Regions from separate parts of the Mus musculus genome. Here region 2 is linked to region 1. A link is a loop called in an ENCODE intact Hi-C map of the cell type or tissue named here. Cell type or tissue: left cerebral cortex. All regions are shown on one strand. Each heading gives the region's core, and the rest is flanking DNA. Links, peaks and the distances in the headings are about the cores only. Region 1 has its middle 380 kb from the start of Adcy8. Region 2 holds the start of Adcy8 (adenylate cyclase 8).

What was found. Peaks named below come from ENCODE experiments on the same cell type or tissue, not always from the same donor. Only the 100,000 strongest peaks of a DNase experiment are listed, where the experiment ranks them.
Region 2: a loop joins it to region 1, with 2.1 times the contacts of the local background. A loop is called at or near these places in 2 of 42 quality-filtered maps.

What each region holds. Positions count from the first base shown.
Region 1 is chr15:65,299,195-65,311,545 of GRCm38, reverse strand. No RefSeq gene overlaps it. Among named protein-coding and RNA genes, the nearest start is that of Adcy8, 380 kb to the right of the region's middle. In left cerebral cortex, for the core only: no CTCF peak of the experiment used is centred there; DNase peaks (open chromatin) are centred at 3,331 and 7,605.
Region 2 is chr15:64,916,539-64,928,889 of GRCm38, reverse strand. It overlaps Adcy8 (adenylate cyclase 8), which reads left to right and starts at 6,594. Exons shown (of 18, transcript NM_009623.2): 1 at 6,594-8,738. The coding sequence starts at 7,785. In left cerebral cortex, for the core only: CTCF peaks have their summits at 7,837 and 10,907 (motif pointing left); DNase peaks (open chromatin) are centred at 8,591, 9,021, 10,073, 10,892 and 7 more places; H3K4me3 peaks cover 5,569 bases; H3K27ac peaks cover 4,354 bases.

The DNA of each region.
Region 1 (12,351 bases), core at 2,899-10,898:
GGGACTGTCAAACTGAAAAGATTTCATCACACAGATTTTGACTGTGTATGTATTGTGCCGTACAAATGTTACTATTTTTTATATGTGCCATGATGTAGAAATGCTGGAAAACCAGAGAATTTGTTAAGAAATCTGTTTGCATACTCTTTTCTTTGCTTAGCCCAGGGTGCCTAGGTTTTTCTGATTATACCTGGAACCCTCTATTATGGCCCAGTAGCTTTCCTATTGTATAGCTTTTTAATCTGAACCGAATCATTGCTTCCTAGAAGGAGGAGAGAAGAAGCACACCAGACTGAGGACACTAAGGAAATTCATCTGGTTCAGGGAGTTAATAAAACGTAGCAGTAGCAGGAGGCTCAGAAAGTAACAAGACTCACAAGACTCCTCCACAAGGTTATATGAGCAGTAAGAAATTACTCTTGTGGAAGGAGACAGGTATATCTTACTACAACCTGTACAGTTGGATCTAAGAATGCAGCTTTTGTGAGTTGTTGTTCATGCTACTGTGGGCTTTTCGATGATGAAGTTACCTTTGAGACACCTATGTCCCTGTCAATAAACAACAACAATAAAATCATTGCTTCACCAAACTGTGCTCAAGAGGAATCCTTTCTTGTTGATGGATGTTTATTTACTTTTTCCTTTGTCCATTGTTAGTGCCTTATCTTGGGTGAAAGCCATTTGTTTCTGTCTCCCAGGGGATAAAACTCTCATATTTCCTCTCCATCTTTATGTTCAGTCCCCTTTCTTCCTCTCATCTCAACAGTTTGCTTCACTTCTGTAATTACAGCTTCTCTTCAAATATTATCCTACAGATATGATTTTCTTTTCTTTTTTTTACTTTATTTATTTATTTATTAGATATTTTCTTTATACACATTTCAAATGCTATTCCGAAAGTTCCCTATACCCCCCCACTCCCCTACCCACCTACTCCCACTTCTTGGCCCTGACATTCCCCTGTATTGGGGCATATAAAGTTTGCAATACCAAGGGGCCTCTCTTCCCAGTGTCTTTCTCTTTTCTCAACATGAAAAACTAAAGTGTAGGATTGAATCGCTTGACTTCAATGTGTCTTCCTCTTCATCTGTTTTCACACTGGCTCTCCTGTGGTCCAACTTCTCATTCTCAGTTACTTTGACCATGGCAAATCTCATCATCTCTCACAATTTGTAAGTCTCTCATCAATCTTCAGTATCCTGTAGTTATCTCCTTGACAGATATCAGTTTCCTCTCAAAAAGACCTCCCTAGTACCATTAACCTAATTTGCATTAATTCCAAATTCCCTAGCAGTCTGGAGTAATTTTATAACTTTCTTTCTTGTGTAAATTTCTAAAGTGATAACTATGCCTTTGTTCATCTTCTGGTCTTTCTCTCTGCCTATTCACCATACTGTTACCCGCACTCTTCCTTCCAGAGAGTAAAGATCTATTTCTCATTGAGAATCAAACATTGCCTATGTTGGTTCTTCTATGATTCTCACTTTAAAGAAAAATTCTCCTGTTTTCCTCATACCATGTGGCCTTTGCTGTAAAATACTGCCATTCCCCCCCCCTTTTTTTAGTTTTCTAGGTTATTTATTTCCTGTTTAATCTATTAAGTGATGTTATTTCAATACAAAAACTATCCTTAATAGGTTACCTTTTGTAACTTCCAGGTATCAAGTGCATGTTACATGAATTGCCTATGCCTAAAGACACAGGGTTCTTTTGTGTACAGCACTTTCCAGAGTAGGAGTTTGAGCCCATGAGTACTTCCATGCTGTGGACATTTTCATACCTCCACATAGCACTAGGACATCAGTGCTTGCATCTGTCTTCTTTATACCTTTTTTATTTTGGTACAATTCATGAAAATCTCTTTGTAACAATTTCTTCAACTTTAAAATGGGTAATTTCTTCATTTATTTAAGGAATGTGTGTCTAAAAGGAAGAGAGTATAGAATAGAGGTTATCAAGAGAAGTATAATCCATGCCCTTAAAAAGATTTTTTGTATCATTTTGAGGAAGACAGAGAAATAAGGACTGTATGGTCCATCAGATGTTTCTGTGCATTGCAAAGCATAATAGAGTAAGGCCTGGGGTATGGGATGATGGAGTATATGTCGTGTTAGCTTCACTTTTTAGGGAAATTTGAGGAGCATACAGGAAAGCCATGTGGATATTTGGGGAAAAACATTAAAAGCAAAAGGAAGCGCAGGGATAAAATCATAGGTACAACTGGTACAGATGCCATGAGTAGTGAGTATTACAAGACATAAATGAGTTGATAAATATGAGCTCTTACTGCATGGCATGGCTACAGTACATATTAGCCACTTTCAAAAAATATTGATTAAATATGCAAACTGTTGCCTAGGAAGTAGAGTAGCATGCCAACAATTGTTGAACTTGTAATATGAACCAGAAACTAATATTTTTGGCACTATCCAACTTGCAGGGCTCACATTGCCAACCTGTATTGGTTATGAGATCTTGAGGAAGAGACTTATTCTCTCTGTGGCTGATCTCCTCATTTGCAAAAATGGGGCTAATTCAGGGCCATCTTTCTGGGACTGTGGTTAGAATTAAATGGGTTAATCTATATAAAGCAATTACAACAGCATCTGGCACTTGTTGGCCTTCTCCATATTTTTGCAATGATCATCTTATAGATGAGAACACCTGAGGCCCAATGGGTAACGAAGCTTATCCAAGTCAGCCCTGTCAATAACAACAGGCAAGAGAAATAGTTAAATCTGTCTGATGGCAAACTCTCTGTGAGTTCCTAAGCATAAGGCCCCCACAGATAGGAGGCTAGTGATGGAATGTACCCAGTATTCTTTGCTTCTTTGTCCAGCCCCCAGGAGAACAAGCTTGACTGAAGGATCCCAAGAACAATTCTTCAGCAGTGTTTTCCTCATCTGGCTTTCTGAAGTTTCTAATAAGTCCTTAGTTTCTAATAAGATGTAACACAGGCATCCTCTGAACTGTAAAGCTTCAGTAGAAAAGGTCTGTGTTTAACCTTTCCTCAAAAAAAAAGCACTCAATGCTTTGCAGCAAGCACCAATCCCCCCCATCCCTATTCAGTAATATATGATTGTCACCTAAAGTCTTTTATTCATTGCCCCTCAGTGCACCCCACATTTGTTTCCTGATTATTAAAGGATTTAGCTTTTACTCTCTGAATGACACACACCCGCAGAGAGGCACCCCGTGGCCTCAGCAAAGATTGTGTAGCGATTCCCTTAATTCGGACATACGTTATTTAATTCTATTTCTGATGACTTTAAATCACAGTTTGTGTGTGCCTTTCTGTCTCAGCAGATGGCAAACGGACCATTCTTTCTCCAGATGGAGCTGGCATGATGGCTATTTTTGGCTGGAGAGTTTGATGACAGGGAATATAAAAGGGGACTTTTGTTTCTGCTGTTAATTTCCTAGCTATTGCCTGCCTTCTTTTTCTCCTGATTTGCTTTGTAGATGTAAACTTCCACATCATTGTGCTTCAAAATCTGTGAATCCATGTTATTCTCAACTTGCCCTTTCTAATAACTAATCAAAAAAAAAAAAAAAAAGGCAGGCTAAAAGAAGTGAAGGAGGGGAAAGATTAAAAAGAAAGGCTTCATGACTACAATTGTTTCAGAAAACAAATATCTCATAATAACATATTTTGCTTGTTCCAAATTGGTTTGGAATTCATTTACTCATCAAGATGCCAAAAGACAACTGGGACCTTAAAAAGAGGAATGTGAAGTTAGTATATTTGCAAACACACTCAAATGTGTTCTGGCTGTGAGGGCACACACTTCTCACCCACTCATTTTGACATAATTTATTCCACAAAATTGTTATTTCAGAAAGCTGCTGATTGACAAGGAAGCTTAGGTCAGAGAAGAGTGGTTTCTAAAATAAGGCATCTGCAAGAGACATTGCAGAGACTCTAACTAGAGGTACTAACTTTATGATTGAACATACAAGGCCTCTGTGGCTTGACCAAGGTCTCAGTAGCTTGTGTAGGTCATATCCTTGGCTGAAACCCTGTCACAAATTCATTCAGTCATGCTGTGCTCATGAGCTTGCATAAAAATGATATATAAGATTTTATTATGGTTTCAAAAACTATGAGGATCTAGGACATTATTAAGGAGAAATCAGACTCATGAATTTACATACAGACAAATCTAGCACATCATCTCATGGCTTCCAAATTCTGTTCTGAGGCATTTAACATTATGCAGAATTATCATGGAGAATACCATGGAGACAAAAGGCCATAGTGGCTGTAATTCTAGGAGAATTCTCTTTACCAAGACCCACCATTGAATCAGAACTCTGTTCTCTTCATCTTTTGATATTTTTATTCATAAATATATTGATATATTTTATTCCTATATATGAATATATAATAATACACACATGTATATGTATAGACATACACACACACACACACACACATATATATATATATATATATATATACACACACACACATACACACACACACATATGTATATATGTAAGTGGTCAGAAACCAGGAGACATTAAGATGGACTGATTGGTGTTCCCTCATCTGTGGAAGGATCACCACATGGGCTTTCTCCTAATTAGGTTGACATCTCTATGGCTGTCATCCTTGTTCAAATCATGTTTGGGTAGTCATGTTGGTCAGATTTAATAATCGTAGCTTCTGATGTTACTTTACTAGGAGACACAATTTCACAGCAATTTCCCTAATCCTCTGACTCTTACAATCTTTACACCCCCATGTCTTAAGTAGAGAAGTGTTTGGTACATGTATCCATTGGAATAATAATCCCTAATGAAAAAAATAGGCCATTGATTTTAAGAGCAGGGAGGTAGTACATAAGAGTTTGGGAGCAGAAAAAGGAAAGGAGAGATGTAATAAAGTTATAATCTAAAAACAAACCAAAAAAAAAAAAAAAAGATAGGTTGATTGAGTTTCACTGGCAATTTTAGCTGAGTGACATATTTAATTAATTTTCTCAAAGTTATTGGTTGAGGTAATAGTAGCCTTATAAAGATGTGACTTCTCTGTGTTTCTCACCCTGTCTCAGCATGATTGCCACAGTCATCGTGCCTTGGAGAGGTCACATAACTGGAACTTGAAAGTAAGGCCAGAGATGTGAGTCCTGAACTCCAGCCTGGAACCAGTTTCATGGTAAACCAAGAATGTGTCTAACCCAAGCACTTAAGTTTTAACCAATCGATAAAAGGAATGTATTCAAGAATCAAGAAGACCCTTTAAAGTAAAACTTCTTTGTCTCTGACCGACAGAAATGCAAAACAAGTTCTAAGCCAGATCAGAAAACTGAAATCCAGTTCAGGAGCCTCAGAGAGGACTTAAGCACTAGAGGTAACAGATGAAGAGAACTCTGAGTCCCATAAGAGTCTCTTGACTCAGCGGGTTAAGGAAGATGGGACTCTGGAAGGAAGGAGAAATCAAGGACGTTTCCCTGGCTCAAGATCAGGAAAAAGCAGGTAATCTTCCAGACACTTCTCTGAAGCTCCTCATCATGCAATAGCAATTGCTCCAGGAACCTTCTAACAAGTCACTGCGTCTGGGAGCTGGCACACTTCATGGAACCTCTTGGAGTACTTCAATTCACGTTTGAACTGTCCTCTATCAGACAGCCTGTAGTTCTTAAATATGACGTATACTTAGACTGTCTAATCCTGTCTATATCCCTACAACTGCCAAAGTTTCCAGGGTTGTGGGCTCATTCGAATTTTTTTAACTCATATTTTGTGCTTCATTTTCTCATTCTAAAAAGAACTGCCACCAAGTTTGTCCTTAAGTCAGTTCCTTACCTGTACTGTGGGAGACTCCCAGACAGTTGGAAGGGGTAGGACTGGATTGTAATGCCCATTTATCGACTGCTAGAAATTGACAAACTCGAGGACTGAAGAACCACATGAATCTGAAGGGAGAGTGTAGCATTCAGTGGGAGATTGTGAGAGTGCAAGTGGTAAGCACTGGGCATTGCTTCAGTTTTCTTAAAGGAGAAGTACAGCTTTTGCAAAATGTTTATATGGGCCTTATTTCTGGCACTTTGGAATTACACAGATGCAGAGTCACTAACACAGTCTGAGAAAGAAGTTGCTTAAAGATGGGATACTAGTCTCCATGTAGATGGCTCCTGCAAGTCCTATTCTAGATCCAGATCCAGAATCTGCTGAGATATTGCAGAAACTCATGGAAAATATTCTTAAAGTCTCCCTGAGGCATCATTGCTTCTTAATATGGTTCTGTAATAAGGGTCCATTGGGATCTATGAATCTGTAGTTTACACTTTTCATGGTATTTGGGAAAACCTAAACTGTATTATCTTCAAAGTCTTAGTTATTTTCTTTTGCTCTTCTTTAAGGAATCAAATAAAATGATTATCACATTAAGCGTAAACACTTATGGTATTTTCTTTCTCAGTTTTGTTTCTATGCTCACAAACACATACACACACACGTGCATGCACACACACACTCACACACATCCTCACAATCCTGGGGTTAAAAGCATGCACAATAATGCTCAGCTTTTCATATGGGTTTCGGCAATTTGAACTCATATCCTCATACTTAATAAACCAGAAACTGTTACCTACTGAGCCATCTGATGTCTACCATAACAAAGTTTCCTTTGACAATGATGAGTATATCTTTGCTTTTTTTTTCATATTATTTTTGTGTAATTTTTAGATGTCTTAGTCCCTATACCATCAATCTGGTATTTAAATACATCTTCCTTATTTCTATGAAACATCCTTACACTGGACTATAGGAATCGTAGTTAGTAATAACTGTAAGTATCTTTTGTAACAATCATTATATCTGTGTCTATTTAGGTTCACTGACATGGAAGGATGTTTATTTTCAGTGTGGATTATATCCTGATTTTCTGCATGTTTTTGAAATTTTGTTGTACTCCATACATTCTGGAGTTTACTTAATGAATATAATGTTATCACTTTATTCCTAGAAACATTTTCCATCTCTATTCTGGGATGTTGTATATGTTAGATATAGCTTTCTTCTTGTTTTGTTTGTTTGCTTGATTTTGTTTTATTTTGCTGTTGTCAAAAATAGTTTCTTGCTTTTTAATCTTGGTAAGCGAGTTTGGAGAAGTGGTTAGTCTAATGCTCATTATTTCTTACTAATGAGGTTTCATACAGTCTTCTGTGTATTCTTCCCAGTACATATGAACCAGTGAAGTTCTACAGGCTGGCTGGAAGATCTGTGTGCTATCCCCACCAGTGGGCACTGTAACCATCATTTCTGTCGGCTGACATATTCCAGGCCTCTGACTTCTTCACTGCATATATTGACCAGTACATGCCCAAGAAACCCTCTGAAGACCTATGGCCTTTCTATCTATTCAGCTCTGCTCCTGCTTCATCTTCTCTCCTGAGTTTACAATGTACCTTCATCTACCCCATCTTTCAAGCATGGCCTCTCAATTCAACACATTTATGTGGATCTAATGTCCCAGTATCCTCCTGTGAGCAGGAAACTCTTTCAACATAATAAGTTGTGAAAATCACAGGGTGAACCTCCTGCATGCTGCCAGTGTTCTCTTTCCTTTTGTAAGATGCTTAGCAACAGAAAGTGTGTGTGAAAATATGCTGCGGAGACAGCCCACAGTCACAGTTTTGACTTAAAAGTCTAACCAGAACACTGGTGATTGGAACATAAATCCCTTCGAAACCCGTATTGATGAATACAATTCCTCTTTGATTTTACAATACCTTTATCTTATTCTGTACCTCACCACATTACCTAGAGATGACAACTCTAGTGACTGCAATGCATTGCATTGTGGGTAGTAGTAACACTTCACCAGTAGCAACAGACACCCAGTACTTCAAGTCAATATTAGTTCAAACTCTCCACCAATAAATATGTCTGTTTGGTAGGGGTGATAGAACAAGGTCCAAGTTCTTTATCTGGATCCTTCTGCCCTCTGATGAATAGTGACCCACTGTGGCTCTGCTTTAGATGGCCCCATCCTCCTTAATACTGGAGGAGGTTCCGGTAGCAACGCTATTTTATCACAGAATTAATGGCATCTTGACAATGGTGTTCCCTTTTTTTCTTAGTTCAGTTCTCTGGATTGTCTCGATCTGTTTTTTTTTTTTTTTTTTTTTTTTTTACTTACTTACTTTTAAAGCAAATGACTGGTAATTTAATTCCCTGTCAAAGAATCAATTTCCAACATAACACATAACATTCACTATACAGAAATGCTACCTAAGTATTGATTCAAATATTAAACTCCTTAAAACTTCATTTACTGATGTAAATTTTAACTTGAGAAAATTGATTTTCATTCTGGGAAAGGACAATGTTGTATTTCAGAGTCAACACTATTTAATTTTCTATCCTCCAATGTAGGTAAGATAGCTAAGAAGGTATAAATTGATCAATATGAACCCTATCTTATCAATGTGGGAATTCTCACCCAGATATTTCTGTTACTGATATGTTCTATAGTTTAAATGAAATTTTTATTTTTAAATTCTTGGTCGGTTTTGTTCAAAGTGTGTAAGATATTTTAGATGACCACTTTCTGACTGAAATATTAAAGTCTGTTTGGATGGTAGCCAATATGTTCAATTTCTTTTTATAACATGAAATTCTCATCTAAATGTGAAGAAATATAGTTTAAAAGATATAGTTTCCATGACAAAATTTTTCTCTTTATATCTTGACAACCAGAACTGGCTTCTTGCCACACTGAGAATTCACAATCCAATTAAACTAAGCCATTTTAATCACTTAATTAAAGAACAGTTCTTTAAATTGAGCATGAGAGTAGGGTTAAATAATCCCAAATAGATTTAAAAACTGCTTCGGGAGGGTAAGAGAGTGTCCATCTCTATTTCACGAGGATGCTTCAAATGTAACCAGCTGTCCTCTTGCCTTTTTTTCTGCGTAACGAAGGTCCTACTTGTAGTTGGAGAGCTACTTCAGTGGTTAAGAGTGCACATTGCTTTTAGCATCCTTTTGGGGTAGCTCATGACCATCAGTACTTCCAGCCTCCAGGGCCTGTGCTTACTTTCACCTTAGCAGGCATTTACACACACCTGTGTACATAGCTCCTCCCCCACACATATAATTTGAAAACCTAGGAAAAAGGAACCTCTTTAAGAAAGAAGATCATAGCTCATTCAAATACAGCTGCTTTGTGTTCAAGTCAAAATAACTTCTTTAATGCTGTGTTTGTGTTTCCTTTTCTTTATGAGAATAGTAGATAGGGATGAACTGGAAGACGATCTACCTTTACATATAACCTGGGTCATATTTTGATTGTAATACTGAAGCCCTCTTTTTAACCAAAGATGATAATAGAAAAAAAATCTTCCACATTGCCTAATAAAATCCTTGCACCCATCATTTCTAGTGGTTGTACATTGTTCCCTTAAAAAGATTTTCCATGTTTAATAAATTAGACCATATATTATTACTGTTTGTAGTGTTAAATATGATCAACATAGCTAACACCATCTCTGTCCAGCTATAATCACCTGTTCATTCCATGTTGTGGCATGTTCTTAGGCTGTAAAATTACCTGCACTGGGGCCAAGAGGATGGCTCAATGGCAAAGTGCTTGCTGTGTAATTCAAAGAACTCTAGTTGGTTCTTTGGAACTAACATAAAGGGAGAAGGAAACAATGGACTCCACAGAGTTGTCTGATGGCCTCCACATGTGCTCTATGGCACACTTGCTTCTACCCTTCAAATCATATACACAAAAGTAAAAATAATAAAATATTAAAACAATGAACTGCAGCGGGTACAGTCAGAGAAAGTAACATTTGACCTTCTCATTTGGACAGTTTATGTCTCTAAGTCTAGTGCTTGTATTGGCATCTATGCCTATCCTGAAAAACAGTAACCTTTATAGCAGACAGACAAGCATGGCTGTTGGAGGTTGTATACTCTCTTCCCCTAGTACAGGCTCTGAGAGAATGGGAAAAAGAAAGGAATGGTTCCCAACAATCTAGCTCATCTTGTATTTCTGTTGATATGTAAACATCTTTGTGAGCCCTTGGCCAGACAAGGGACAACTTCTCTGTAATTCAATGCTCCATTCTTTATGCTCTGTAAAGCAATCAACATTGAAGTGCCGACTTCTTCTGTTTCCTATGGATATTTGGATGGTTGTCTTGGTTTTGATTTGGGTTTTGGTTTGTTGCTGTTGTTGTTTTCAGCATTACAATTGGTATTTAAAGAAAATCATGGGTTTTCACTACAGGTTTTCACTACATATTTCTAATATGAGAATATAACATGCCATATACTCCAAAACATACTGTTTCTTGGGGGCTTACATGGTGCCACAACTGGAATATTCCAAACGGTGAAACTATTGCAGGTACAAAACTATTAAAAGAATTAAATGAAAGTAATTCCAGGCTGTTTGCATAGGTGCATATTAAGCACAATGGAGAGTATATTTAAATTTAGATTCCATTCTTATCTCATTAGCATATATAAATAGACCAAAACTCAAATTATCTGAAACTTCGTGGCTCAAACTACTTCACATAATGGGTTTTCAACCTGTGTTTTATTCATATTTAGAAATGCTTGAGAGATTTTAAAGTTATTCTTGCCTGTAAACTGTAGATAATCATAGTTTGAGGAATGAAGATAAAGGACATTATCCTTGAATGATCTCTTTAGAATATTAGCAAATAATGATTGAATCATTATCACTCATGGGCCTGTGTTTGAAGGTGCCATGGACAGAATTCATAATGCTAATCTAGCTGTATCCTTTTGGTACATGGGCAGTGGCGTGAAGTGATGAGAATACTGGGCATTTGGGCTGAATTGAATTGAAGCTGAATTGGCCTCTGCCACTTATTAACTCTCTGCATTTAGACTCAATGCTGTTCCTTGCTGATTTCTAATGTTCCTATCACTGGATGTGGTACAATTGGAAAGCTTCTAACATGAGTATAAAGAACACATTCTGAAAAGTACAGTGAATGTTAGCTAGGAAGCACACAGTGAAGTGACTGGGGAAAATTCTACACACAGATCTGAATTAGAAGAATGTGTGTGTGTGTGTGTGTGTGTGTGTGTGTGTGTGTACTCAAGGATTCTGTTTTCTCTACTTGGAAAAATCATGATATCAGTACTTATTAATGTGAAAGATTAAAGGAGATAATTGATGTGTGCAACGGAGTTCTTGAAATATGGTGTTAGTTGACTGACTTATAGCATCACACTGTTTTATTTTCTCCTCCTCCTCTCCAATTCAGATTTGTAGCCCAGTGTGTTTTCCAAACGCTAGCTTCTTGTCAAGAAATGAATGCTGTATGTCATTTTGATATGCAGTTAGTTTCATAGTGCCTTCATAGTAACAGGCTGTTTTTAATCTGTAGATGTCAAAAATACTTAATAGTAGATGCAAATGCCAAAGGAAGCTTTTTTTCTTAACAGCATTTTGCTGCCTTTTCTAAAGCCAAAGTTACCCTTAAAGAACTGAAGCCCTACTACTTCATCTCCTTTTACATAAGCTAAAACATTTGGCAATGGAATAGATAGCAGACACAGGGTCAGTGCTGGTGTTTTGGGTAGGCAGGTAGGTAGATGAGCACCATAGAGAGCCAAACACCTGAAGAAGTGGAGAGCTTAGGTAGATGGCTGAGTAGGTAAAGTGTTTGCTGTGCAATTAAGAGGACTGATCCCTGATCCGAACACATATGTAATAGTCCATGTGGCAGCACCAACCTGTAATTTCTATACATACACAACACACACACAACACACACACACACACACACACACACACACACACACACACACACACACGTGAATCCTCTGGGTTTGTTAGCCAATTGGTAAGCTCCCGGTTCAATGTGAGACCCTGTCTCTAAAAGTTTAAATGGAGATTGATAGGAGAAAATACTTTCACACCACACACACACACACACACACACACACACACACACCACACACACACACAGAGAGAGAGAGAGAGAGAGAGAGAGAGAGAGAGAGAGAGAGAGAGAGAAGAGAGGGGGAATCTTAGATTATAATGTATAGTTATCCAGATCCTGAAAGTATTACACCATGAACCTCCCTGTCCCCCCTGTCTTAAAAATTAGACTTTTATGTACAAGAATGAAACGCTTCTTACGGTTTCTACTCTTGCCTTTCTATTAAAACTTTAAATGTCCTAGTACTTAATTTTCTAATTGTGTGAATTAGATTTCCAGTTAGTAAAAAATAAATAATGGTCAAAAAAGTCATTTAAGACTGATTACTCTAACTAAAAAGACACTAGTTAGAAGAAGTTTATTACTGATAACTGAGAATAATGATGAATTCCTTAAGGCAGTG
Region 2 (12,351 bases), core at 2,947-10,946, 380 kb after region 1:
TTAAAGAAGGGAGAAATAAGGAGACTTGTAGAGCATCAGCAACGTTGCAAGGTGCAAGTTAACTATTATTTTTGTTTTCCATTACTACTCACTTTACCTAGATTCTTTTTTTTCATTTACTTAAAATAGGTATTTTTTTTCTGATTACAGTTTCCCTACCCACTTTTCCTCTCAGTTTCTCCCCTCCTCCCCCTTCCAATCCAGACCCATACCCTTTCTATCTCTTGTTAGAAAATAAATAGCAATCTAAGGAATGATAAGAAAATAAAATAAGATAAAACAAAAACAAATCAGAATATAATAAAACAACCAAACAAGAAAAAGAGCCAAAGAAAAACTACAAGAAAATCACATAGATAGAGAGACAAACATATATGTTCACACACACAAGAACCCAAAACCCATAAAAACCCCAAACCAGAAGCCATAATATATACACCTGTAAAAAACCTCCAAAGATGCTATTGAGTTTGCGTTGTGCTGGCCATCTACGGCAGATGCCAACAAGAGCCTGCTGACAGGAGCCTGATATAGCTGTCTCCTGAGGGGCTCTGCCGGTGCCTGGCAAATACAGAAGTGGATGCTCACAGTCATCCATTGGACGGAGTACAAGGTCCTCAGTGAAAGAGCTAGAGAAAGTACCCAAGGAGCTGAAGGGGTCTGAAGCCCCATAGGAGAAACATCAGCATGAACTAACCAGTACCCCCCAGAACTCCATGGAACTAAACCCCAAATAAAAGAAAACACATGGTAGAACTTGTGGTTCTAGCTGTATAAGTAGCAGAGGATGGCCTAGTCCGTCATCAATGGGAGGAGAGGCTCTAGGTCCTGTGAAGGTTCTATGTCCCAGTATAGAGGAATGCCTGGACTGAGAATGGAAATGGGTGGGTTGGGGAGGGGGGGGATAGGGGGTTTTCAGAGGGGAAACTAGGAAAGGGGATAACATTTGAAATGTAAATAAAGAAAATATCTAATAGAAAATATATCTATTTTTAAAAAATGAACCTGGGGCATAGTCTTAAGAGTAACTTGTTTTCCCAGTGAGATTCCTTTGGAGAAAACTAATTTTCATTTGCAAGTGGCTATCAGCTGGAGATAGTTTCTGGATTAGGGCTATGTGTGCATCTCTCCTTTCAACTCTAGGACCCCACCTGGTGCAGACCCATGTAGGCACTGCACATGGTGCCTTATCCTCTGTGAGTTGATGTGTGTGCTAGCCCTGCTGTGAATCTAGGTCTTAATTCCCTGGTGTCCTTCATCCTCTCTGGCCCTCACATGCTTTCCACCTCACTTCCACAAAATTCCCTGAGGGGGAAATTTGATGGAGATATTCCACTTAGGACTAGGTATTCCAAGCTCTCTCTCTCTCTCTCTCTCTCTCTCTCTCTGTCCTTCTCCCTCTCTCTGTCCTTCTCCCTCTCTCCCTCTCTCCCTCTCTCCCTCTCTCCCTCTCTCCCTCTCTCCCTCTCTCCCTCTCTCCCTCTCTCCCTCTCTCCCTCTCTCCCTCTCTCCCTCTCTCCCTCTCTCCCTCTCTCCCTCCCTCTCTCTTTGCATATTTTCTACCTATGGCCCATCTGTTGTAGGAGAAACCTTTTCTGCTAATGGCTGAGCAAAGCCTGGATCTGTAAGAATAGTTGAATGTCAAGATTCATTTTATTGCTATGCTCCTTTAGCTGAACAGTATTTTTTGGTTTTAGCCCTTGGTCCCAGGCCTATCTAGTTTTGGCCACATAGGCAGTTTTGGGTGTGGATTTCATCTCATGAAATGGGCCTTAAGTCAAACTAGATATTGGTTGGTTACTCCCACGAGTTTTGTGCCACTATTGTGCCAGTGCATCTAAAGGTTTGTAGCTGGGTTAGTCTGGTAGTGTGCAACACAGTACCTTCCTGTACCATGAACACTAGACCATAGAGGTAAAGGCTCTAGGTAGCACCAACTCAACCTCTCCTTGCTCAGTGTAGGGATTATGTTCAGTAATGGGGCCTTACTGTTAGCTTGTGAAGAGCCACCCGTATCATTGGGAATAGCCTAGGTTGTTTGAAGGTTTCTTTGGGGTCCTTGTGAGAACAAATAACTTGATTAGATATAGCCATTCCTAGTACTAGAGTTACATTTGGTGACACGAGATGTTTCCAGTTTCATGTAGATGACTTTTATATGTGTGCATATTATAGGGCATTTCAACTATATTAGGTTTCTATACATGGTCTCAAATAACCCTTAGTTTTAGATGCCCCTCCCACATTTCCTCCCTTGCCTTTCCTCTCCTCTCTTTCTCCCCTTTATGAATTATAGCCAGTAATGGAGTTAAGGATGGAAAAGAGCAATGGTCAGGCCAAAGACTCTAACTGGAAGCCTGGGATCTTCGAGTCCCTCTTTAGTGTGTTGTGGGGGGAGTAAGGAATGGGGAGGAGGGTGTTCTTGTAATTTTGGAATTCCAGCAACAATGTCATAGTGATCTCACCCTCTAATTAAACCAGAGATCGTCTTTTAAGAAGCAGAATATGTTTATGTCTGTCTCCCTTGGAGGTTCCTTTTTGTTGTTTGCCTGACAATGCTATGAGCTCTGCCTTCCCTGTCTCAAAACCATTTTCTTACAGAGAGACAGTTTTCTCCTTACAGGCACCAAAATCTAATTTAAACTAGTTCCTGTGAAGACCCGAACTGTCTACAGATATTTTATTCCATCGTGTAGCTTTTGAGACAGAGAAGAAACAGGAGTGAAGCTGATACTTTGTTCTTCTACCTTACATACACTGTGCTGCATTCCAGGTGAGATGGTTGTGCAAACTTTTTAAGGCAGTCCTTTCCATAGAGGGCTCTATTTGCCTTAGACACAGGCTTCTCCTGAAGGTCAACAGAAGCAGAAATGTTGTGGTTGTCCTCTAACTACAGCTTTCCAAGGGAAGAAGACATGCCATTTTTCCTTTAGGGACTTCTGACTTGGGAAGCTGCCCTGTCACCAACACCATCCTTTAGAAACAGGATCTCTGGGGTTGAACTCAGTCCAACTTTTCTTTTACATGTAAATATTTAATGTCTTCAGTCAGGGACAGGCTTTCTGTGGGCATTTAACAAAGAGCACATGTTTTCTAGAATCTAAACCTGTGTGTGAATGCAATCAAGCTAAGGAGTCAACGGTACTTCTTGAGGGGACAGCCAATTTTCTTTCTTAAATATAGCTACTGTAAATGTAGTCCGTGGTAGGCATCAACATCACAAAACAAATGTTATTTTCCAAAGAGGCAAAAGAATATTTTATCACTATGAAACTAGTGAAAAAATAGGTTAAGTCAATTGTTTGGGCTAAATCTAATATGTGAAAATCTGTTTTGTTTTTTATTTTTTACAATTATAAAAATAGTAAGCCAAAATGAATAAGCCTTCCACCCATTTACAAAAGACTCTGTTCTGATACATTCATCTGCTATTTGGACTTAAGGATCAGATTTCTCCACATTAAAAAACAAAACAAACAAACAAAAAACAACAACAACAACAACAACAAAAACCTCAGAAATCCCTTAATCTGCCTTTGAAAAATCAGCATACATTTAGTGTTTTCACTTCTACCAGCTTTGCTTAAGTTAGTCATTATTAATTACAAAACTTTCATTAAGTATGTGCATTTGAGACTTGGACTATCCAAATGTACCTAAAGGTACTTATATATAAGAAGCCTCAGTGTGCAGTATCCTACTCAGTAAAATGGGAATCCTAAAAGCAGACAAAGCCTGACTCACAGAACTACTGAAATGGTTAAGTGGGATACTTATGAAGGACTTGGGGATGAGCTTGACAGCTGGTAGGGGCTGGGAAAAAATGTCACTAGCCTTACAATTACCTTTAAGCCAAGGAATATGACAACAAAGAAAGCTGAGCCACCCTTCAAGGGCATCAATGTTTCACCAGGAGAAGCAACGAAAATGAAGATCTGGGATTTAATGGAGGATCTATAATCCCTTTGGTAGGAGCTACACCACTGTTCACAAAGCATATCATCAGATGGCATAAGAGGACCTCGTTCGTGGTCACTAGGGATATCATAAAAGGCTTTATGCAAAGACACTACTCTGGTTTGAAGAATGGGCTGTGCAGCATTTTAGGGGAGAAAGATGAAACGAGAAGTCCAAAAATAAAGGGAAATGTCATTATATAAAAAAGTAAATTTAAAATGTCAAAATACTGTAGTGGGATCACAGTAGATACTGTGAAATATATAGGGAGTAACAGCACGTTCCTAGTCCCTCCCAGGCTCCAACACAATGCTTGGCATGTCTTGAGTAAGAAATCATTTGGTGGTTGGCATATTACAAAATAAGTATAGTATTTGTGTGCACCCAAAGTTCTCGTTCAAGAACAGAATGCTCTGGAGGCTGAAGAGCATCATGTCACCCCAATAAGAAGGACCACGCTTGAATCTTCTGCGCAGTCAGCTCTCTCACTTTACAATAGACTGTGATAGTGCCCTAATAAGAAAGAAAAGGTCAACTGGGCCAACGTGATGTTTTCTCCGAGTTGCTTTTGCTCCAGCCTCTGACTTCATGAAATTCTTGGAGTTTCTCCTTGCAGCAAGCTGTGCTCATTCATCAACCTGAGTCATTTTATCTGATTGAGCCCAAGTCTCCCCCTCTTTGGTCTGCCTCCTCTTGCTGCTGAATAAATCATCCTGGGGAGAGTCCAGCTTGGAGGAAGAATTGTACAGGAAAGTTCCATCTGCCTTCAACTCCTCATTGATCCAGGCTGAACCCTCGGGCTCCAGGAAACAGAAGAACCCGAGGAAACGTCTCCCGCAGGCACTGATGCTTAGGTGGTCACGGACGCAGGTGACTGCACAGGTGCCCTCAAGAAGAGAAAAGCCACAATCCCATCTCTATGTCCAGACCAGAGAGCTTTGGGGAAACTCTTCACTCTTTAGTCCCTTTCTCTCCCCTCCTCCAAATTAAAAGATTAGCCACCCTAGAGTTTCAGAAGTTTCGGAAAGCCTGAGTCCAAGAATCTAAAAGTAGAATAAACTGTTCAGGATGATGTATACATTGGTTTCGTTAATGTCTACATAACAACCTGGCTTTTGGTTTTAGTTTTGTTGTGTTTTGGGTTTGGTTTGTTTGTTTGTTTGTTTGTTTGTTTGTTTTTAATGCTTTGCTCTTAATTTCTAGCTCCCAAGGGTCAACCAGACCCTTAAGGATCAGTTAACAAATTAATATGTTCACAAGCTGAACTTAAAATAGAATCAGCTTTCTTTCTATTCAAAATCCATCGTTTAATCGAGTTCCTTCTCTCTTGAGTGCACCAAATTCCAGAAATGCTGGTGAGGAATGATAACACCTTAAAGGACTTTCCCCTGTTCTTTCTGGATGCTCTATGCGAGGCAGGTGACCTATAAGACTTGGAAAGAGGAGTCAAAACACAGGTTTCTGGGGCACAGTCGCTACAAATAACCCTGAGAATGGTTTGGTGTGGATGGGAGGAGGGCGCTCTGGATCCTCAGGGAAAGCTGTTTTTGCTTAGGACCAAAAGGAGCTAGGAGTTTGCACTAGAAGAAGGCATAAAAAATCGCCTTCTCGGGGTTGGGGTCGGGGGAGATAGGGTGGGGTGGGGGTTGGGAATAGTGTCCTGGAGACCGCTTGGCCAGGTCATTTAGGCTTTCATGGGACGCCGCGGGGTTGCGAAAGCGCCCAGAGCCTGACGTCATTGACCATCAGCTGACTGTGTTCAGGGCCCGAGCTTCACTGGCTGCAGCCGCAGTCGCTGTGGCAGAGGTGTTGATTTCCACCACCTGCAGAATGGGGCTCCAGACTGGTACTGCTACCAGATCCCTGAAAAGCCAGACTCCAAGGACCCCGCTGGATTGGATGCTGATGCAAGAACCGCTGCGGGGCAACTTGGGTTTTGACCGCGACCCTCAACATACCTAGGCAGGCAGGAATGCTGCCTCCAGGAGGCCCCTGGAAATGCCTTTCCGAAGGTCCTCCTTCGCACCTTTCTTGACAGCCCAGTCAAATTTAGTATTCGAAATATGCAGACCACGCCCCCATCCTAATACCCTCTACTACCCAGACCCCGGGAGCAGAGAAAAGTAAAAGGCTGCCCACCGCTATGAGAGTGGCTTCTTGAGAGGATTTTAGTTTTAATCTGAAAGTTGGCATTAAATACACACACACACACACACACACACACACACACACACACACACACTACATCGCTCTCGAGTGGGGAGGGCGGAAATGAGCCCCTCTAGTGCGCGTCTCTGGTCTCAAAGAGTTCGTGGGCAAAGCGGCCTACGATCCTGGCTCTGCACCTGCCAAGGGCAGGAGCCAGTGCTTAAAAAAGAACCGCGGAGGAACCAGCGGGCGCGGCCAGCTGGAGCGCTCCACCGCAGAGCTGCCAGGCTCGGGGCTCCAGCAGCCCGCGCTCGCTCGACCCACCGGTGCGGCCCTTCAAGACCTGGGGCGTCCTGTGCAGATCTGGGTGCCTCCGTGTCCCAGCCCCCACCCCTCCCCCACCCCCATCCTGGGTTCCGGGGGCGTGGTTTGGCGCGGGGGCGGGTTTAAGTCGCCGCGGGTGTCTGACCGCTCTGACAGGTCTCCAAATTCCTCCCAGGCTCCGGTCCCGCTGCGCGGTTCCGAGCGCCCAAGTAGCCCCGCGCTTCCCTGGATCCGGAGGCGTCTCATCGACTTCCACTCGGCCTGGAGCCTCTTCTCGCTCAAACCTTTCGCCTGCCGCCTCACCCGCCAAGGCTCGTTTCTCAGGCTCAGGAATCCGCTCCTGTGGCTTCTCTTCGAACTCAGCTGTTGGCTTTATTACCCTTCCCACTTGTGCTTTCCTCACACCCCCTGGGGTCTGGCAGGCCCAATGGACTCCAAAGAGCGAAGTGAAGGGAATGGGAATTGTGTGCTGCGACCCATCAGAATCGCTACTAGCAGCGGTGACTTAGTCCTGTAGCGGAGGCTGGGACCCTGGGGCTAGCAGCGCCACGATCTTCCTTGAGGAATGCATCAGTCCAGAACCCGCGCTGCCAGTATTTGCTCTGGAAGTGGCCACAATGAGGAAGGAACCGAAGAGAGAGCTTCATTCAGCACACCTCCAAATTAACTGTTTGGTGACTTGTTAGTGCTAAGGCTACCACCTTTCTCCTGCCCTCCCGCGGGGCGCCCTGCCGCCTCACCATCACCCACACCTCCTGCCTCATCGCGCCCGCCTCCAGCTCCGCCCCGGCTCCCCATGCCGGCGCAATGGAGTTATCCGAAGGGCGATGATTGCCGCCACAGCTGCTAACTTAGCACCCATCCTAGCCATCGGTTACCCTTGGCCAGCCTTTCTGCAGCCGCCGAGACGTGGGCGTCCAGAGTCCAGTGCCGCAGCCAGGACCCGCCCGACGCGCAGCAGAAGCGCGGCGCCCAGGCGCCTCTTGGAGAAGGAAGACTGCGCCAAGACGCTGAGCTTAGAGACAGCCAGGGGGCTGGAGCGCAGAAAGGGACAGCGTGGCTCAGAGCGCTGAGGATTTCGCGGACAAACAGCCACCACTTTCACTGCGTATCCAAGCTGAGCTGATTGGCGGGAAGGTGGCTTGCCAGTACACAGGGGTCCGCTGCATTCTACCAGGAACACCTTGCTCCTGGGCTCACTATGACTTGACCTGTGGGGGCCCTGCTCAGGGCTCCTGCAGTCGAACAGCTTAGGAAAGAAGGGATCGCTGCCAAGCGGCCTTTGGGTCTTTAGGAACCCCTATCACCAACTGACACAACCAGTGTCTGTGCCTCCCTCCCCGCGGACCCAAGCCATGGAGCTCTCGGATGTGCACTGCCTTAGTGGCAGCGAGGAACTCTACACCATCCAACCGACGCCCCCGGCCGGCGACGACGGGAGCGGCTCTCGGCCGCAGCGGCTGCTGTGGCAGACGGCGGTGCGGCACATCACGGAGCAGCGCTTCATCCACGGGCACCGAGGCGGCGGCGGCGGCGGGGTCTCCCGCAAAGCCTCGAACCCTGCGGGCAGTGGACCCAATCACCACGCGCCGCAGCTGTCTAGCGACTCGGTGCTGCCTCTCTATTCTCTGGGCCCCGGAGAGCGAGCGCACAACACCGGTGGCACCAAAGTCTTTCCGGAACGCAGCGGGAGCGGCAGTGCCAGTGGCAGCGGGGGCGGGGGCGACTTGGGCTTCCTACACCTTGACTGTGCCCCAAGTAACTCGGATTTCTTCCTCAATGGAGGATACAGCTACCGAGGGGTCATTTTTCCAACCCTACGCAACTCCTTCAAGTCTCGGGATCTGGAGCGCCTCTACCAACGCTATTTCCTGGGCCAGAGGCGCAAATCGGAGGTAGTGATGAACGTGTTGGATGTACTAACCAAACTCACCCTTTTAGTCCTGCACTTGAGCCTGGCCTCGGCTCCAATGGACCCTCTCAAGGGCATCCTGCTAGGCTTTTTCACTGGCATCGAGGTGGTGATCTGCGCCCTCGTGGTGGTCAGGAAGGACAACACCTCCCACACTTACCTGCAATACAGCGGCGTGGTCACTTGGGTGGCTATGACCACCCAGATTCTGGCAGCAGGCCTGGGCTATGGGCTTCTGGGCGACGGCATAGGCTACGTGCTTTTTACACTCTTCGCCACCTACAGCATGCTTCCCCTGCCTCTCACCTGGGCCATCTTGGCCGGCCTGGGCACATCTTTGCTGCAAGTCACCCTTCAAGTACTCATACCCAGGCTAGCGGTCTTTTCCATCAACCAGGTAACTCCTGCTTGCACTTGCTTTTCAGCTCCACTCCCATGGGTTGTTTAGAAATAACTTCTAGAGAGCTGGGGAGGGGGCATTCTTGTAAGTTTGCTTCCTTAGCTTACTTAGGCTTTGTGCGTCTCGGGGGGGCTGGGGGGGGGAGTCAAGGCTCATAATAACTGAAACAAAACGGCTAACTTTACTCTTCTACTCTGGCTGGTAATTGTCCTCTAACATAAGCCTTTCCACTGACACCCAAAGTCTACAGGACACACAGAAGAGGAGAACTGCCTAGATTTGAGCTGTGGCGCTTTGCTAACTCACAGCAGATTGCTGTAAGGGTTTCTTCACTTGGCTTTCTGCTTGGCTTGTTTCTGAATGGATTTCATCTTTGCTAAACATGGAATTGCAGTGCTGGGTGCCCTCCAATAGGTCCTCCCCATCGTTCTCAATCCTATGACAGGGATTTTATTTGGGTAATGTTAGTGCCCTTGGGGATCTACCGTGGTTTTGTCTCTGATTACAGTGCCCAGCCCCTGATCTCTGAATAAATAAATACATAAATAAATAGGTCTCAGGAATTTCAGGATGGCAGACTCTTGGCAAAGAATATAAGTTTTTATTAATTAAAAGAGACGCTTCAATGTAGATGTCTTTAATGAAATACTTAGATGAAGTCTCCAACTCTGTCACTCTCCTTTCTCCCTTTTCCTCTCCCTCATTAAATATGAATGTGCTTATGTGAACAAAGTTCACGTTGTCTCTGGCTGGGAAGGTAGACAAAGAATCTGTTGTTTAAATTCACTAAAACCAATTGATAATTAATGGCCTGACACTTTGTTTAACAAATATCTGGTACTTAGCAGGGAGAGTGGGTGTGGGGGCTTCTCGTTTACAGAGGGAAACATCAACAGACTCAATTTTGGAAGAAAGCAACTGTGAGGTGCTTGGCTAGGGGCCGTTTTGTATGCATCTGTCCTGCTCTCAACATCTCTGCTTACTCTTGTTGTATTGGATTGATGTTAAAACTCTTCTAGTCATGTATAGTGGGCAATCCCACTGCAAATGACTGATGATCTGCAGATCACTAGCCCCAATAGAAAGCTTTTCCCATCATTGCCTTCTGGGGTTTAATTGGATTGGGGGTCTTTTTCCTTTCATGTTGGCTGTGTCTATTTGCTGCGGCTGCTTATCTGGTTAGTTGGTTGACTGTGCTCTTCAAAGTGTCTCCTCCAGGAAAAGCTAAGAGTATCTAAAGCATGTAGCTGGGATCATTGGGCAGGAAACAGGGAGATAAGAGCCCTGCTGAGAGCTGGGTGGGTGAACTTTTCTGCACCATAGGCAATGGTGACTATTCTCTGGAAAATATCCCAAGCTTTTAATATTTGACGCATAGTAGAGTGTCCCTTGAAGAAGGCCTTAAGGCCTTTGCCTGGGATTGTATAATATTATACAGTGTATAAGCTGTGCACTTCAAATTCTGTGGACACAGATGTCTGAACCCCTAGCATGTAAATCTACTTTCTCCCAAGCACCCCTGTTCTTTTCTTCCTTTTCTTTACTATGTTTCAATGTCAGCAAATCATTGCTTTCTTCTTTTGCCCCTCCCTCTTGTATCCTCCTCATTTGTCTCCTGCTTCTCTCCTCCTTTTTGAAGACCTAACTCGGTCTGAGTTGTTCTCACAATCAACCACAGATATCTGATGTATACAGAAAGACTCATTTACAACCTACTGCCTTTCAACAGTAGCCTTACTTGGTACACATTACTGAAAGACCACATAAAATATGCTGGGGTAGTATTTAGAAAAACACACCCTAAGTGTCAAATTATGAATGTCTTCAAAGTTCTAAGTATAGATATGTTTTTCTTGCCAAGTGAATCCAGCAAGCAAATTCTGGCTCCATATTTGTTTGATACTCTACTCAAATACTACCAGATGGGAAAAGATTAAAAATAACCCCCAATGTCTTCCCACTCCCATCCTATGATAAACAGTTCCCCACTGTGAAAACCAAGACCCACGACATGTAAACTAAGCCTTTTCGCCTTTCTGTTTGGGACAGGTTATTGGTTTAATAGGATTTCATAGGCCAAGTACCCTTTCTGCCACAGTGAAGCTACCTGGGCCATAGGATTCTTCAGCTTGGGGCTGCAAGTTCCTTTAAACATTTTCCTTTGGCGCCCCCTAGGGGTGCAAGTTTCTTAGAGCCTGCAGGAAAGTGGAGGGTTTCTCTCTTTTCTAAACCCCTAGGTTTGTGTTATTTTAGGTTTGGTCTGTTGGTTGGTTTGGTTTATTGGTTTCGGGGGCGGGGAGGGGCGGGGGGAATATGTTTTATTTTGTTTTTCCCTGCTTTAATTTTAAGAAGTACTGGTTTATTTCCCATGTTCAGTGCACAAATCACATGTAAAACTTGGTAAGAACCTCTGAGGGCCACTATAGTGAATTCCTAAGTGCTCACTCACCACAACCTACTCTCTCCCCCAGGGGCTGCTTGTCCTCCTCGAACTCTCCCTCTTCTGCTCTTCTTCAGATCCTAAATTCTCCACCCATCTTTCCATCTTCCTAATATCTCATGAACTTTCATACCTCTTTGTCTTTACATCTGCATTCTGGGTCAATCCCCCGCCCCCTCCCCCTATTCTTCATTTGATCTGGCATGTTCTATTTGTCCAGATTCTCACAAGCCACTCTTCCTGGTGCATGCCTTGTTTGGGTTTCTCTGCAGCAATCACACTGTCTGAAACTATCTTATCATTTTGTTGTGTCTCTTTTGTGTTTACCTGAAGTCTCGATGCTAACAAGAACACACACACACTAAAAGGGCAAGAGATTGCCCTCGTGTTGACGATTTCATCCATAGCACTTAAACAAATACCAGACACAGAGTAGGCACCTAAGGGAATCACTATACAAACAAGACTGCTCATCACATGATTACAAGATATTCAACTTCCCAAACTCTTTGTTGATTAAAGAATCCTCCACCCATGCACATCCATACAAGCATGAATACACAATTAAGTTGTTTGTATATAAGACAGGCTTTTACTTCTAAACACTGTTTGGAGAAACCAAAATACACAGCATGCCATTTGTACAATATTTTACATAGAGCTTAGATCCTTTGTTGGTGTTGCTATACCTGATGATATATAGGCAATATTGCCCTTCATTTTAATTTCGAAGAAGAAAGATCAGATTTTCAGAAACACAGGGGGCTTTCTGAAGCCAGGGAGCTAACAGGTGATAAGTACAGAATTAGAATTTGAACTCCAGTGCTAACTATTCCTCAGCAACCTCTAAGGGCATCCTTTCTGCAGACTAAGAGTAAAAGGGACTCCTTTTGCTAGTCAAGAGAGTACAAGGCCATACACTACATCAATGAGCATTTAATGAAAAATGCAGAAGGGAATTGAGAGAGAAAATGCCAGAAATGGCATAGATTCTTTAAAATCATTCTGCTCAGCTGGGTACCAACTCATCAACTGAAGGCCATAAGCCCTTTGAATATCAGGTCTTTGCATTAATCTTAATTCCCTTTAAGAGGATGGCTCAGGTTTAACTTAGTATTTTCAAGACTCATGGGATTAAAATGAGAATCCAGTGTCAGCTACACCCTGTCA